2 separate regions of the Homo sapiens genome follow, and region 2 is linked to region 1. Evidence: chromatin loops called from intact Hi-C (ENCODE). Cell type or tissue: IMR-90. All regions are shown on one strand.

Evidence for each region. Peaks named below come from ENCODE experiments on the same cell type or tissue, not always from the same donor. Only the 100,000 strongest peaks of a DNase experiment are listed, where the experiment ranks them.
Region 2: a loop joins it to region 1, with 4 times the contacts of the local background. A loop is called at or near these places in 6 of 110 quality-filtered maps.

What each region holds. Positions count from the first base shown.
Region 1 is chr10:30,345,775-30,353,774 of GRCh38, reverse strand. It overlaps MTPAP (mitochondrial poly(A) polymerase), which reads left to right and starts at 4,497. Exons shown (of 9, transcript NM_018109.4): 1 at 4,497-4,656. The coding sequence starts at 4,500. RefSeq lists enhancers at 4,486-4,625, 4,656-4,705, 4,756-4,825, 4,836-4,935, 5,517-6,017. In IMR-90, no CTCF peak of the experiment used is centred here; a DNase peak (open chromatin) is centred at 4,424; H3K4me3 peaks cover 1,310 bases; H3K27ac peaks cover 1,120 bases.
Region 2 is chr10:30,032,789-30,040,788 of GRCh38, reverse strand. The region is part of intron 2 of JCAD (junctional cadherin 5 associated); the gene reads left to right. Among named protein-coding and RNA genes, the nearest start is that of JCAD, 23 kb to the left of the region's middle. RefSeq lists an enhancer at 5,600-6,196. In IMR-90, no CTCF peak of the experiment used is centred here; no DNase peak of the experiment used is centred here.

The sequences.
Region 1 (8,000 bases):
ATCTGGCAACTGTAATCCTGGGGCTTCCTCATTTCCCCATGTGCTGTTTTGCCCTCCCTTCATTACACCACACTCGGCTCTCGGGGTACAAAGAGGAGTGAGACCTCCCTTCCCTCAGGGAACTCACGGTCACAGGGAGAGTTCCCATTCCTCAGGGAACTCACAGTCTAACATAAGAGATAAGAATATGAACAGAGATGACCAAAGCAATGCAAACTCTATTTCTGAGAATTTGGGAGCCCTTGTTGGAATAGGGACAGCTTTAGAATTTAGAAAAGATCACAGATCATGGAACAGAATAACAGAATAGGAAGTCCAGAAACTAATCTGAATTTTTATAAGAACATACTTTTTAGCATATGATAAAGGTGGAGTTAAGACCCTGTGAGCAAAGAAGAATTGTTCAATAAGTTTTGTTAGGGCAATTAATTAACTTCCTGGGAAAAAATCCAGCTAAAATTATTACTGCTTTAAACTTCATGCCAGAAACTAATTCCAGTTGTTGTAAAGATGTTAACAAATAAAACTATAAACATACTAACAAACTAAGAGATAACAAAAAATGAACATTTACCTGATCTTGAGGATTATGAAGGACTTTCTAAGTGTGATGCTCAGTACTGTACAGAAGGTATAAAGAAAAATTGTTCTATTCATTGTAAATTTGTTTTTCTCGATAATTTCTTCTGTCTTTTCATTTGTTTTTCTGGTGTTTTGTAACATACAGAAGTTTCGATTTTTATATAATGAAGTATATCAGTGTGGGTATTCCCACTATATGAAGGTACTCATCAACAAACGGGAAAAAGACAAACACAGTAATAGAAAAAAAATGAGTCAAGGAAATACACTGGCAATTCAGAAAAGAAGAAATACAAATGGGCAATGAATACATAAAATAATATTCATCTAGTAATAATAAAAAAGAAAAAGCAAACTCAGAGTTAGTGAGTGTTAGTGAGTGCTATAACGAAATATCTGAGACTGGGGAATTTCTAAAGAAAAGAAGTTTAACTGGCTCACAGTTCCACAGGCTGTACAGGAACCATGATGCTGGCATCTGCTCAGCTTCTGGGAAGGCCTCAGGAAACTTACAGTCACGGTGGAAGGCGAAGGGGGAGCGAGACATCTCACAAGGTGGGAGCAGGAGCCAGAGAGAGTGAGGGGGCAGGTGCCACACTTTTAAATGACTAGATCTCATGAGAACTCACTCACAATCGTGTGGACAGTGCCAAGGGGATGGTGTAAACCATTCATGGGAAATCTGCGCCTGCGATCCAATTACTTCCCGGCCCCATCTCCAACATTAGGGATTAGAATTCAACATGAGATTTAGTGGGGACACAGGAGATTTGGAAACCATGAATATAGTTTCCAAACCATGAGGGTTTGGAAAAATGAGCCTTTCATAACTGTTGTCTGAAGGTAAAATGGAACAGTTTTTCTAGAGAGCAATTTGTATTGAACATCTTAAATCTGACCAGTAACTTCTAGTATTTTATTATAAGGAAATAAAGTTGTATATCAGCTGTGACTTAACTGGGGATATTGGCTACAATGTAGCTGATCATATTTTAAAAGCTGAAAATGATACAGATGTCTACAAATAAGGTATTAGTTGAATGCATCAAGCACCATTCCCATTGTGAAACCCCATATGCAGGAGAGCCCAGGCTTGAAGCCATAGAGTATTCCTCCCCTTGCTGGGCTTACAGTATCCCCCAGTTTCTGATATCCCTCAAATTTGTAATAAGGCATAAACAATATACCTTAGCTTGAAAACAAAACAAAACAGTACGCCTTTGCATTAGGCCCTTCCTGCATCACTATAAAAAAATACCTGAGGCTGGGTAATTTACAAAGAAAAGAGGTTTAATTGGCTCATGGTTCTGCAGGCTGTACAGGAAACATGGCACTGGCCTCTGCTTCTGAGGAAGCCTCGGGGAGCTTACAATCATGGCAGAAGGCAAAGGGGGAGCAGGCACGTCACATGGAGTGAGCGGGAGCAAAATCGAGGGGAGGTGCCACAAACTATTAAACAACCAGGTTTCCGAGAACACATCCAATTATCACCAAGGGGATGGCGCTAAGCCACTGATGAGGGATCCACCCCCATGATCCAAACACCTTCCACCAGGCCGCACGGCCAGCACTGGGGATTATATCTCAACATGGATTTGGTGGGGACACAGATGCAAACCATATCAACCTTATAAAAATAAGCATTTATTTCATTTTAAACATTAAATGCAAAGTTTTCTTTTCTGGAAGATGCAGGCCAGTGAGCTAGAAGTAATACCTTACGACAGAATAGTTCTATAAAAATAGCTACTTTCAACTGGGTGCAGTGGCTCACGTCTGTAATCCCAACATTTTGGGAGGCCGAGGTGGGTGGATCACCTGAGTTCAGGAGGTCAAGACCAGCCTGGGCAACATGGTGAAAACCTGTCTCTACAAAAATACGAAAATTAGCCGGGCATAATGGCAGGTGCCTGTAATCTCAACTACTTGGGAGGCTGAGGCAGGAGAATTGCTTGAATCCAGGAGGAGGAGGATGCAGTGAGCTGAGATTGCACTAACGCATTCTACCCTGAGCGACAGAGCAAGACTCTGTCTCAAAAAATAAAATAAAAAAAAAGTACCTACTGCCAAGTGGCTGGAGAACATTTTATTCTGCTAAAGGGATTAAATATCCCCCACAAAAATTAAAAAGTCCTCACATCCATCCCCAAACTCATTGCTTACGCAGGACTTTCCTTGGAAGTATCAAAATCAAATATACTTCTATCTAACTTTGAGATTCTTCAACATCCATGTGGGAGTGGCAGGACTCTGTGTGGCCTGAGGGTGGCCTTGAGTGTGTGTCCGAGTGGAAGGCCCAGGATCTGGGGACTGACCTGGGGTCAAATGGCACAGCCAACTTTTTTTTTGAGACAGAGTCTTGCTCTGTTGCCAGGCTGGAGTGCAGTGGCACAATCTTGGCTCACTGAAACCTCTGCCTCCTGGGTTCAAGTGATTCTCCTGCCTCAGCCTCCCAAGTAGCTGGGATTACAGGTGCCCACCACCACACCTGGCTAATGTTTGTATTTGTAGTAGAGACAGGGTTTCGCTATGTTGGCCAGGCTGGTCTGGAATTCCTGACCTCAGGTGATCCTCCCGCCTTGGTCTCCCAAAGTTCTGGGATTACAGGCGTGAGCCACCACACCCAGCCAGCACAGCCAACTTCTAATGAGGCCACCTTAGACAAGTTACTTACTGTCTCTAAGCCTCCGTGTTCTCATCCATGAAATGGGTTTAATCACTCAGATTTGTTGAGATGATTAAAAAGGAAAATACCTGCAAGGCAATAGCACCATGCTAACACAGAGCTGGCTAGTCAGTTCCGGTGCTGGTTTGTCCTCTCTCACGCTCCGATTGCGAGGCCCCTTGCTTTTCCTTTCGCCTCCAGCAGCAGTGTATTCCCCCGGGGAGGCTGCCTTCAGTTGCAGGCTTCTTTGCACTGTTTCGTATGTCCTTTTCCCAGGCACCCGAGCAAGGGCCACTGGTTATGACACAGGCACTGAGGAGGAGCCTTGAATCAAGGGCAGAGCTCTGACTTTAAACTTTGACTCCCCAGGTGTGACCTATAGCCAGTCGTTGTCTGATCTGTGCCCCACTTTCTCATGTCCAAAATGAGAAGACTGAACCAGTCCTCTCCAATGCCTTTCGTATGGCTTTAAGATGAGGTATGTACCTCTCACTTGGAGGAGGGGCTGGCAAAACCACTTGAATTTTAATTTGAATTGAGGCATATTGGCAGAGGTTGTAAAATGTCCTCACATGGTTCAAGGAAGATGATGATGCCCTGCCTGCTCCTGGTGCCCCTTTCAGAGAGGTTAAAAGCCTTTCCATTATTTTAACTTTTTTTTTTTTTTTTTTTTTGAGACAGGGTCACGCTCTGTTGCACAGGCTTAAGTGCAGTGGCGCGATCTCGGCTCACTGCAACCTTCGCCTCCTGGGTTCAAGTGATTCTCGTGCCTCAGCCTCCCAAGTAGCTGGGATTACAGGCATGTAATCACGCCCAGCTAATTTTTTTGTATTTTTTAGTAGAGACAAGGTTTCGCCATGTTAGCCAGGCTGGTCTCGAACCCGTAACGTCAGGAGATTCACCTCCCTCAGCCTCTCAAAGTGCTGGGATTACAGGCATGAGCCACCGCGCCCGGGCTCTGGTTCTATTTTCATGATGCTATTTACAAGAGTAGGTGGAGCGCTCCTTCTATGGAACTTTTCATTTGGTAAATTGTGTGACTGTGGAAGTAAACCATGTCTGAAAGCTTAGGTATCTTCTTTCCGGCCTCAATTTCCTCTCTTCCTCTAAAAGCGAACTTCTTTCGCCTAGTTTGACCCTCGAGGCTTCCCATTTCTTTTGCCCCCCCCCTCCCCCCCGACGCATGCGCGAAAACGCGCTGACCTTTCAGCTTCGCGCTAGTGCTGTTTTTTTTTTTTTTTTTTTTTTAGCAATGGCGGTTCCCGGCGTGGGGCTCTTGACCCGTTTGAACCTGTGTGCCCGGAGAAGAACTCGAGTCCAGCGGCCTATCGTCAGGCTTTTGAGTTGCCCAGGAACTGTGGCCAAAGACCTTAGGAGAGACGAGCAGCCTTCAGGGAGCGTGGAGACAGGTGATGGCGCCGGTTTGCCCTGTAGTTCCGTCCCACAGCGGGCGAGGAGTCTGGGATCACGGGGAAACACGTGGCCTGTGGAAACGGCTGTGGACCCTTTGGCAAGAGGGTGGGGCTGTGTCCTGTCCTCTCCTCTCCTCTGATCTCTGTAGGGGAACCCAGGGTCGCCGCCGTTGCTGAGGCAGAAGTGAGATGTGTGATGTTTGTTTGGGGCGACTCCTGTGTACAGTAATGGAGTTGTTTAGACTTCCATGAAATTCAGGTCAGGAACCCAGTTTGCTTGCACTTTACAGTTTGACGAAATAGTGTTCCCAATGATAGTAATGCTACACACCTGAGCCAGTCGCTGCATCGTGTACGTATATTTCTGATTTTGATACATTAAGTTGTTGCTGGAGGCCGAGTTATATTGTAGCCTGATGAATCAAGAGGATTCTTGGTTCCTAGACATAGGGTTCTGTCTATGAAATGTACTGCCGTTTACTTTATTCTTTTTGGCCATTTTGAACCAAATCAGTCTGGTAACAGATTTGGATTCACTGCAACAGGCTGTTGTCCCGCGTTCGTTCTACATTTATATGCTTCTTTGTGTATTGAGAAGCCAGTGTTATTGAACCTCTCTTGTGACTCAAGAGCTTGTGTATTCTATTTACAGTTCTTAAAACGATCTTGCAAGAAATGTATCACTGTGTCCATTTTACAGATGTAGAAAATGGTTCAAAGAGGTAAATAACTTAGGCAAGGTCACTAGCTCAGTTAATTTAGACTTCTAGTCAAATTATTAAACAAAATGTATTGACTTCTACGATTCCTTGGAGCTATTTTTTCCCTAAAATAAGCTGGTGTCTTTATCAGACTGTATAAAAGACTTACATTGGCAGGCAGTGAGAAATCTTTATGTATTTCATTCAAATATTGATTGGATTGTATTTAGTGGAAGCTACTTCTGTTGAACATTTCTAAGTAACGCTGAAAATTTGAGTAAGGATTCTGCCAAAAAAGCTATTGTAATTTAACATTTGTATGGGTGTTTAAATTTGAGAGTATGTTCATATGCTCTTTGATATATGAAACAACCCTGTAGCGTAGGTGTGGAAGGAAATAACTGTTACTCCATTTTATAGATGAGGGAACAGGGTAGTCCAAGGGTAGCTTGAGTAGTTCAAGCTAAACTCAGCTATTCGGTGGCAAAAATTAAAAAACCCACTGTTTTTTTTTTTTCTTTTTCGGGACGAAGTCTTGCTCTGTCACCCAGGCTGGAGTGCAATGGCACGATCTTGGCTCACGGCAACCTTGGCCTCCCGGGTTTAAGTGATTCTCCTGCCTCAGCCTCCCGAGTAGCTGGGATTACAGGCACGTGGCACCACGCCTGGCTAATTTTTGTGTTATTAGTAGAGATGGGGTTTCACCATGTTGGCCAGGCTGATCTTGAACTCCAGACTCAGGTGATCTGCCTGCCTTGGCCTCCCAAAGTGCTGGGATTACAGGCGTGAGCCACCGCGCCCAGCCAGTAAAACTCACTTCTAATTCCAAGACTATACTCTTCATTTACTGTAGCTTTGCTATTTTTCTTTTTTAAGGAAATGTTTCATTTTGTGTCATTAGAATAATACGACTAAATATTCAGGGATTCTTGCAGGAAATAACAAAATCCTCATTTGGATGTCTTTACCATTTTAAAGAAGGACAGTTAAGTACACCTTATACTCACCTAGAAGCATGTGATTTTATAATTGGAAGGAACTTGAGAAATATCCAATTCAGTTTTTCATTCAGTGTGAGGATTCATTACCAGTTTATAGCAATAAGGAACATTGTTGCATAAATCAGTCAATTCCATTTTTGGTCAGCCTCTAATGGTTGAAAAATATTTATAGTGAGCTAAAATCTGTTAATTTCCCATTTCCAGGTTGGTCTTAGTTTTGACATAGGTTTCATGTTAGTAGTGGAAAGAGCTGTAGTAGAAAGACAATAAGAGTACATGGTGTATTATTCGGGATTCTTTCTGATACAGGTAACAGAAACTAACTCAAAATAGCTTAAGTAGAAAAGGGAGACTATACCAATCTGTGTAACCAAACTCCAGAAAGAGACATATATCATACTTTAAGGTCAATTGGTTTGACGTGGTCAGTGTGAGATATTTTCATTTTCCTTAGCTGTTTTTTGGTGGCCTTATAATCTTGGGCTCTTCTACATGGGATGTTGATGATGGGGGTGATGGTCACCAGCAGCTCCACGTTCACATGCTTGCGGCTTCCGATTGATCACATGCCCACCCTTTGGATGAAGAGGAGGTGTCCAAAATAGTCTGATAATCCCTATCTCATGGGGTGGGGGATAAGTGTGACAGTTCCACCACAACCACATAGAGTGGTTTTTTACTAGCAGGGGTGTGCTGTTACCAGAACTGTTACCTGAACAGGTTTAGCTGTTGTTTGGATGCCAGCAGCCAAACCAACAACAGCTAAACTGCAGGAGGCTACCCAGCTTATTAGGTATTTGACTTTGGGCAGTTTTTTTCACCTGCAGTGATACCTACCCTGTCTATCTTAAAAGGTTATTGTGAATTTCAGAAGAGTGTGTATGTGACAGTGCTTGGAAAACTATTAAGAGAAGGTGCTATATTATGTTTAAAGCCAGTGCTCAGCTCTCAGATTCTTACAGTTTTTTTTTTCCAGGCTGTAAATCCTCTCTTTATCTGTAGTAATTGTATATTAGAGTTTCTAGACTTTTTGTTATTCCTCTCTGGATGCTCTCTGGCTTATCTATTATGTCCAGAGTAGAACATGTACTCCATATGTGGCCTGATTAGTAAGTACCAAAGAAGTGTTATTACCCCTTAAATTTGGATTTTTAAAAACGTTTGTCTCAATAAGGCCTGAAGTTCTTTATATGAATTCATTCTCTTCCTATCCTCAATCCAGAAGTTAAGACATTCCTATGATGCATCAGACTTTCAGGCCTCTTTTATAAAACTGCTAGGTTAATTTTTCCCCCATTACGTGCATGCATCTTTATTTTGTTTTTAATTCTAAATACAGGATAGTATTCTGTCTTTTTTTTTTTTTTTTTCTTTTGAGAAGGAGTCTCTCAGTCACCCAGGCTGGAGTTCAGTGGCGCTATCTCGGCTCAGTGCAACCTCTGCCTTCTAGCGATTCTCCTGCCTCAGCCTCTTGAGTACCTGGGATTACAGGCACGCGTTACCACACTTGGTTAATTTTTTGTATTTTTAGTAGAGATGGGATTTCACTATGTTGGCCAGGCTGGTTTGGAACTTCTGACCTCAAGTGATCCACCCTCCCTGACCTCCCAAAGTGCTGGGATTACAGGCATGAGCCACT
Region 2 (8,000 bases), 310 kb after region 1:
TCTCGACAAAGGACAGGTTGTGGACTGGGGGTGTCACTGGTGGGCCGCTGTGCAGCTATGGGGCCTGGGGCCTTTAGGCGGCCTCCCTAGGGTGTCATCACCAGAGACCCAGCTGCAGGGTCCTTCAGGCTCTCAGAAACCCATGACTAGTGACCACCTTTTCTGCTCCTCACAGCCCTCATCTTGGCTTCTGAAGAACCGTGGGTCGGAGGCACCGCGAATACTCCATAAATATTTGTTGAATAAATGAATAAGTAAATGAAAGCAAGAGTGGTGCTAGAAAAAGGCAAATGAGAACGAGGCTGGTCTTTCTCCATGTCTATCATGGCACTCTGTGGTTCACACTGGTGAAAGCAGTTTAACATGGTAAAAATCTGACATGCCCTTATTAAAGAGAAAATATGAAAATACTGAAATAATCTGCCTTACCTATTAGATACGCATGAGAGAGAATGGATTAGAGCTTCTCTTCCTGCCTTGTTTTAATAAATGAAATACTGGTTTGTTCTGCATCCGTATTGTGGAAATGGGTGTAGCTTCTTCATCAGAGACCAGCCATCCCCAGGAGGAGCAGCGTCTTGTGATGACAGTCAGCTACGTCACTCTTTCCTGGCATTGTGAAGGCCTGTTGATTACAGCTTAGACAAAGACAATGCCGATCTGAAATAATCATCACCTTCAGACAGACACTCGGTTCTTCACCCTTTCCTGTGTGCCACCCGCACCCCCTTCCCCAGGCGATCAAGCAAACAGAGCTTCAAGATAACCTACTCCATTGAGAATGTATTTTAATTGAGTTAATACCAAATGAAACAAGGGCTTCTTATGTGTCAGGCACTGTGCTAAACACTCTGAATGTATCATCTCATTTCATTCCTCCCAGGATACAAAAAGGAAGGCGTAGTCCGTCCCTGCAGTACAGATGAGGCATCAGAGGCAGGGGCAGTTAAGGACGCTGCCGACAGCGTTCCACTGGACAGCCGTGGTGTTGGCCTTTAAACCCACGCCGCCCCTCCAGTGCCCAGGGCAGCTGCTCACCACTCTCCTGGCAACGTTCCAACACTGCTCCCTGTTGGTGTGATGAGAAGCCAGAAACCACCCCTCTGCACGTGCCCCGAGCCTGGACTGTTCCGTTGACCCTGGGCAGCCGTCTTTGGGTGTCAACTGCAGGTTCATCCGGCTCCCCAAGGACTGGCCACAGACATTGTTTTCTCAGCCTATTTTTCTCCATCTATACCTTTTCTTCCTCAAGTTAGGGAATCCACAAGAAAGTGATGAATAACACTTTGAAGGTATTATCTCATTTCATCCCTCCCAGAAAACTCAAAAGGAAGGATTCTGTCCCTGCAGTACAGATGAGGCATCAGAAGCCGAGGCCGGTCCAGCTGCCCACCCATCAGGTGGGAAGGGCCTCACGTTGTGGGAGGGAACAGTGTCTGCCCTGCGTGCAGTCACCAGGACTTCTCCTAGTCACTCGGGTGGGGAACCATTTCTCTAGTGCTTCCTGTCCCTGCCTGTGACAACACCCTCAGGGGTGGCTTCCTGTAGGACCTGGGATGCTCCCAGGATGATCATTGATGTGGAGGGACAGGGTCCTCTATCAGTGGGATCCTAGCATGGGAGGGGCGTCAGCATCTGGCCCTCTAGGGAGTCTGCCTCCAAGTAAGGGCCACCCAGTGTGGCTTCTTGCCTTTACATTCATTAGAAGGCATCAGTGCGTCCTTGCCATGTTAATCAGTAAAAGGAGTGGGCTCATTTAAATAGCTGGCGTGAGTCGGGGGTTAGGGGTTTATGACCCAGCTTTCTTCCCTTAGAAGTGCAGTTGCAGGAAGGATGTTGTTCAGAGATACCCTGACTCCCAGTGAGAGGTTCTAGCACCTTCATCGGGGACACATTAGTACACGCAGCTGGCGGCTGCCCCAGGAGCCCTCACAAGCTCCACCTACCTTTTCTCCAGGTTATTGTTTTCCTTCTCCTTCCACATGGACCTATACCCTTCTTCCTTCATTTGTATCCCTTTGCTCCATCCTGCTTCTCTCTTCTCTCTTCTCTCTTTCTCTTTCTCTTTTCTTTTCTTTCTTTCTTTTTTTTTTTTTTTTTATTTTGAGACAGGGTCTCTCTCTGTCACCCAGGCGAGTGCAGTGGCACCATCTCAGCTCACTGCAGCCTTGACCTCCCAGGCTCAAGCAATCCTCCCGCTCATCTCGAGTAGCTAGGACCACAGGCACTCACCACCACATCTAGCTAATTTTTCTTTTTAAATTTTTTGTGGAGACTAGGTCTCCTTATGTTTCCCAGGCTGGTCTCTAACTCCTGGGCTCAAGCGATCCTCCTACCTCAGCGTCTCAAAGTGCTGGGATTACAGGCATGAACCTCCGTGCCGGCTCTCTCTTTGTCTTCGCTACCTGTAGGTTGGTCAGTGGTCCACATCAATGAGGCGCCCCCTTGCATGAGTAGTCTCCCAGCCCCTGATTTTGTTACGTGCATTAAACACTACTAGAATTACCATGACAGTTTCCAAGCTGGCGCCATCCTTCACATCAGCACCAGTTGTGAATTTACTAATTTATGAAAAGGAAGCAACAACCCCAAAACCCAGTCCCAGGGGTGGGGCCGGTGGACCGTGGCCTCCGACTTAACTTGTGTGTATAAAAGTTCTTTACTAGACCTTGCAAAATCAAAAGTCTACTGAAGCCCTAACCCAAAGATGATTCAGAAACCTGCTGGCAACCACAAAAGAGCAATTTGTGTCCATTTCTAGCCGTCAGAGTTTAAAAAATATTATGGTCTTGTGGCTGGCCAGGTTGGCACTGTAGTGGCAATGGCTTCCAACTTTTTTTTTTTTTTTTTTTTTAATTTTTCCATTCTGAGTTCATCTTTGTGGAAGCCAGACCCAAGCGCAGGAGTTCAAAGCCCATGCTGTGGAGGAACTGCGACTTCAGGGGCTTCCATCCAGGTCGATATCAGTGGGTGCCTTTCCAACATGCCTCCTACTTAATTTCCTCTGTGCACGTTGATAACTCAAGTGCCTTTGAATTGCTTTCCTGTGCCCCTTCTTCAAATGTCCAAATTTAGCATCACTTCTGAGTCCTCAAATTTATTATGCTTCCTCTTCCAGACCCATTATTTGTGTATTTTTTTTTAATAACAAAACTGTAACCTCCAGAAATAGTCCGCCAGGTACTTTATGTTTTAACTGAATCTGCACTGCCTGTCATCTAGAGTCATTCATTGTGACATCATAAAAAGCAGGCCTGACAATGCATTAGCAGTCTGACTGGGCATTTGTGGATTTTCTAGTTACCATTCTGCCAGCGCAACCTACAATTCTTGTTCAAATTGAACTTTGCTGAAGAGTAATATTCATCCATTATGTTTTCAGAGCAGTTTTCTCTTTTCTGACTGACCTTTAATTTTATGCTAACCTCTATACTTCAGTCTTCATCTTCTCCGGACCCCAGATTTCCCCTTTCCAAAATTAGCCCATTCGTTACCCTGTATCAGAGGGATATTTGCACGGGGTGGTATACTGAATAGACCAAATCATGCTGAAAAAAGAAATTGCAGGCTTCCAGGCCCAGAGAGCTTTCAGAGCAAATTCTGGAGCGGAACATGGCTGAGGCCATCACAGAAGCATGTTAGGCACCTGACAGCGGGGTTGGTGAATGTGAGTCGCTCTAAAGAGATGCCCAAAGCCCCTTCTGCCAACCAGAGGAGAACGCTGCTCCTGGCTCTTTCAGTGAGACCTACAGCCTTGGCGGTCAGTTTCTGTATCTGGATACCAATGCCTAGATACAGACGCCTCCGGAAGGGGAGGGGCTTTTGAAGGAACAGGCTAGGCCAGTGTGTCATGACCATCCACTGGTCTAGAACATGACACTAGGGTTGGAAAGCAATGGAAAGCAGCAGGCATCTGCTAGACTGCAGATCTGGGAACCAGGAAGGGATCGCTGGATAAAGGCATGGCTTTAATGGGGCCTCCCCAGCCCCACCCCAATGACCACAGCGAAGCATGGCTGACTGGACTTTGAGGGCCCCCACGGGAGGACCAGGCTCAGGATTTTGTTCATGGAGGAGGGAAGGGTAACTGTTTGTCTCACTTCCCACAGAACCCCCAGTTCATTAGGCAGGCAGCAAGCCTCTGGCTGATTTCTTAAGTTAATCCACACATCTATCCCGTGCTCCTGGGTATCAGGCCCAGTGCCAGGCTGCAGCTGCCTGGGTGATAACAAGTCAGTGTGGCTCATGAGGACCTTGGAGGCCACTGAGAAGATGGGGAATGTGAGCCAGTGGTTACAGGCATTCCAAATGTTGCATTTTTTTTGTTTTTTTTTTTTTGAGACGGAGTCCTGCTCTGTACTGCCCAGGCTGGAGTGCAGTGGTGCAATCTCAGCTCACTGCAACCTCCACCTCCTGGGTTCAAGCCATTCTCCTGCCTCGGTTTCCCAAGTAGCTGGGATTACAGGCACCCACTACCACGCCTGGCTAATTTTTTGTATTTTTAGTACAGACGGGGTTTCATTCACCGTGTTGGTCAGGCTGGTCTTGAACTACTGACTTCAGGTGATCCGTCCGCCTCAGCCTCCCAAAGTGCTGGGATTATAGGCGTGAGCCACTGTGCCCAGCCCAAATGTTGCTATTCTAAGGAGAATCACTTTTTAAAAGAAGGGTATCATTTTCCATTGTGGTTGAGAAGGAGTCATGTGAATGAACAGAACTGTCTCCTAATTTTTCTCATAATTAGCTGCTGCATATGCAGTGAATAGACTTGCTCATTTTCTGTTAAACATATTGTTTTTCACATGCTCATATTTCAGATGTTTCCCAAGCAGTTGCTAGTAGTTGTTTCGCTGGCCTCATCTCTCCTGAGATGAGAGATGGGGCTGTTGGCAAGTGTAACTTCTGTTTCATCTCCGTCCCGTTCACCCGGGAATTCTGTGTAAAGACCCTGCTTGTCCCATTGAACTCATGGACACAATTTGTCTGGGCGATCACATTCCACTTTGCTTTCCTTATCTTTTTCCCACCCTGTGTTAATGTGTTCAGCATGTTTTCCTAGAAGTGCCATTGTTAATGTCTTTTAAAATGTAAGATAATTAGTTTCATTTTTCTAAAAAGAAAAATTTGATCTCATTTCCTTAAACATATCAGAAAATATATTTTTGGCTTTGAAACCCTATGCAGCAGTACACATTTTAGCTGGTAATGGGCGTCCTATAGCGAAGCTACTAGAAGAGCCATTCTTGCTAACTTGTCTGAAGGAGAAATCTACCAGAGCGACCCCCATGGGGAGTCCGCTTGCACCTGTCAGAGCCCAGCCCTTGCTAGGTACAAAATAGATGTTTATTAATTAAATGGTTTATAGTTTTCTATGTCATGTGGACTGCGTTGCAAAGTAGATAATTTAAAATTTCCCGGATGACCTGTATTTTTATTAAATTGGAATTTTGGCACCTTGTGCAAACAGAAGGAAGTTTAACCCAAAATTCTTAGTTATTTTGGTTTGTTATATATGGCAGTTTTGACAAAGTTAAAGTGATAGTGTAACATTTTTGGGTGGAGAAGAAAACCAACCACGCTCCCTCTGTAGGAAGTGACAGGCTGTTTGTATTCTTGTCCTATTTCTGTCATTTTTTATCTGTCTTCTGATTATGCTCGTGGCGTGTACTTGCACAAGTAGCACCTTAGGATTTTAGCCCCTTCTCTAAGCACACTGTGAAACCCGAATATCAATTGAGAAAAACGCGTCAAAGCCACACGGTACGGTTTCCTCCCTAAAGTCATGCAATCCAGGAAAGCGTTCACAGGACTGTCAGGAATGAGAACGGTGCTTCATAAAAGCCTACTCACCATCAGCCTAAGAGCAGAGGTAAGAGGGTAGATTGTTTCTGATGCAAAGCACCAACCGCATACTTCCTAATGATTTCTTTTAGCCTTTCACAGTGGGGTGTAACAATTGTAATGCCTTATTACATGGTAGTTTTTAAGTCTTGCCCTTGGATTTTCTATAGAGTCTGGGAGCCTATAGACAGTAGGTGCTGAAGACTTTTCAGTGGTTCATGTTCTACAGCATTTCTCAGGCTACTGATGGGCGGTCACACAGGAGTCCCCAGGGGAGGACTCTGTGGCTTCTGGAGCTGCAAGCCTGGCTCAGCTAAAGTGGGGAGGGAGGGAGGAAAGGGGCTATGCAGAGGGGCCAGTGACGATGGCTTTCAAAATGACTAATCTGTGTCGAACCTGACCAGGAAGCAGTCTTCTCAGCATTCAAAACCCAAATGCTCAAAACATAATTTCAATGACAACAAAAGCAACACAGAAATTGTGACCTCCTACCGTGCCCGGTGTTAAGACAGTACAGGTCTTATACCATGTACAGGTCGTTAACACAGAAGCATTGAGGCTGCTCAGTGGCAAATGTCTTACCTCAGATTGATTTTGGATATTTTCTGGTTTTCCAGCCCATAACTAAGCTTTGCTGTAAATGACTGCCTAACAAGTTAACAGGGGGTAGAAGTAGATACAGAATTATTGTTATTATCATTATTATTATTATTATTATTATTATTGAGATGGAGTCTTGCTCTGTCGCCCAGGCTGGAGTGCAGTGGCATGGTCTCAGCTCACTGCAACCTCCTCCTCCCGGGTTCAAGCGATTCTCCCACCTCAGCCTCCCGGGTAGCTAGGATTACAGATGCCCGCCACCACACCCGGCCGATTTTTATATTTTTAGTAGAGACAGGGTTTCACTGTGTTGGCCAGGCTGGTCTCATACTTCTGACCTCAGGTGATCCACCCACCTCAGCCTCCAAAGCGCTAGGATAACAGGCATGAGCCACTGCACCCGGCCTTGGATACAGAGTTTGAGGGGCTATCCTTACCTTTTAAGGCAAAGAGGTAATTCCAAAATAAGAATAGTAGCAATAAAAATAGAAGTTTTTACCAGGGCTCCTGCCCACAGCCTTCTGCCTCTGTGATTGGAAGGGCTCTCCTGCAGCCCAGGCCCCAGCAGGGACTCTTCCAGGCTTCACGCACTGTTGCTGCATAGAACTGGTGGCCTTGCACCTCCCAGTTTCATGTTGTGTTCACTCTGCTGTGCCACCAGCTGAAAAGCAGACTGTGTTGCTGGAATCATTCGAAACCACAAAATGTATAATAACACCTAAGCACATGGGGAAAAAGAAATCGACCTCACTAGTAATCAAAGAAATGCAAATTAAAGTAGTGAGAAGTTATGGGGAAAAATAGTTGTAATAACTAGGGATGAAAAGGTTCAGCAAGACCGGCTCTCCTCTGCACGACAGGAGGGACTATAAATTGGATAGTTTATCTAAGGTCAGTTTGACAACATGCATCACACAACACCCCATGATCTACTCACTTCTTTTCTAAGGACTTACTCTAAATGATCTGAGACCTACATCACGTGTTTGTGAACAATAGTGTTTTTCAAAGTGTTTTAGAATAGAATCCACATCAATGTCCAACACTGGTAAAGGGTTAAGTAAATCCTGTGTGTGTGAGGGAATACAATTCATCCATGAACATTAAGCACCTGAGGGCGTTTTCATTACACTGGAAGAAGTAAAATGCAGGGTTAATTGAGCGTTTTAGGTTCACATTTCTTGGCTTAGAGCTCTTTCACAAATCCTTGCAGGCTGTGTAACTTGGGGAAATCATTTAACCTACCTGTGCCTCAGTTTTCTTATCTGTAAAAGCGGGAAGTAGTGGTAATTATAACGTTGAAATGAAATAATTCACTTGGCATGCTTAGCACCATGCATGGTACAGCATGGGTGCCCAGTAGATGTTAGTATTAAGCAAGTTACTTAACACCTGTGCCTCAGTTTCCTCCTCTGTAGAGTGGTATTGACAGTAGCTTCTACCTCAGAAGGATGTTGGTGAAGCTTAAATGAGTTAGTTTGCAGAAAGCACATGGCTTGGACCTAGCACACAGCAACCACCGTGTAAGCAGCTGCTGCTGTTTGTGCTACAAGTGTCAG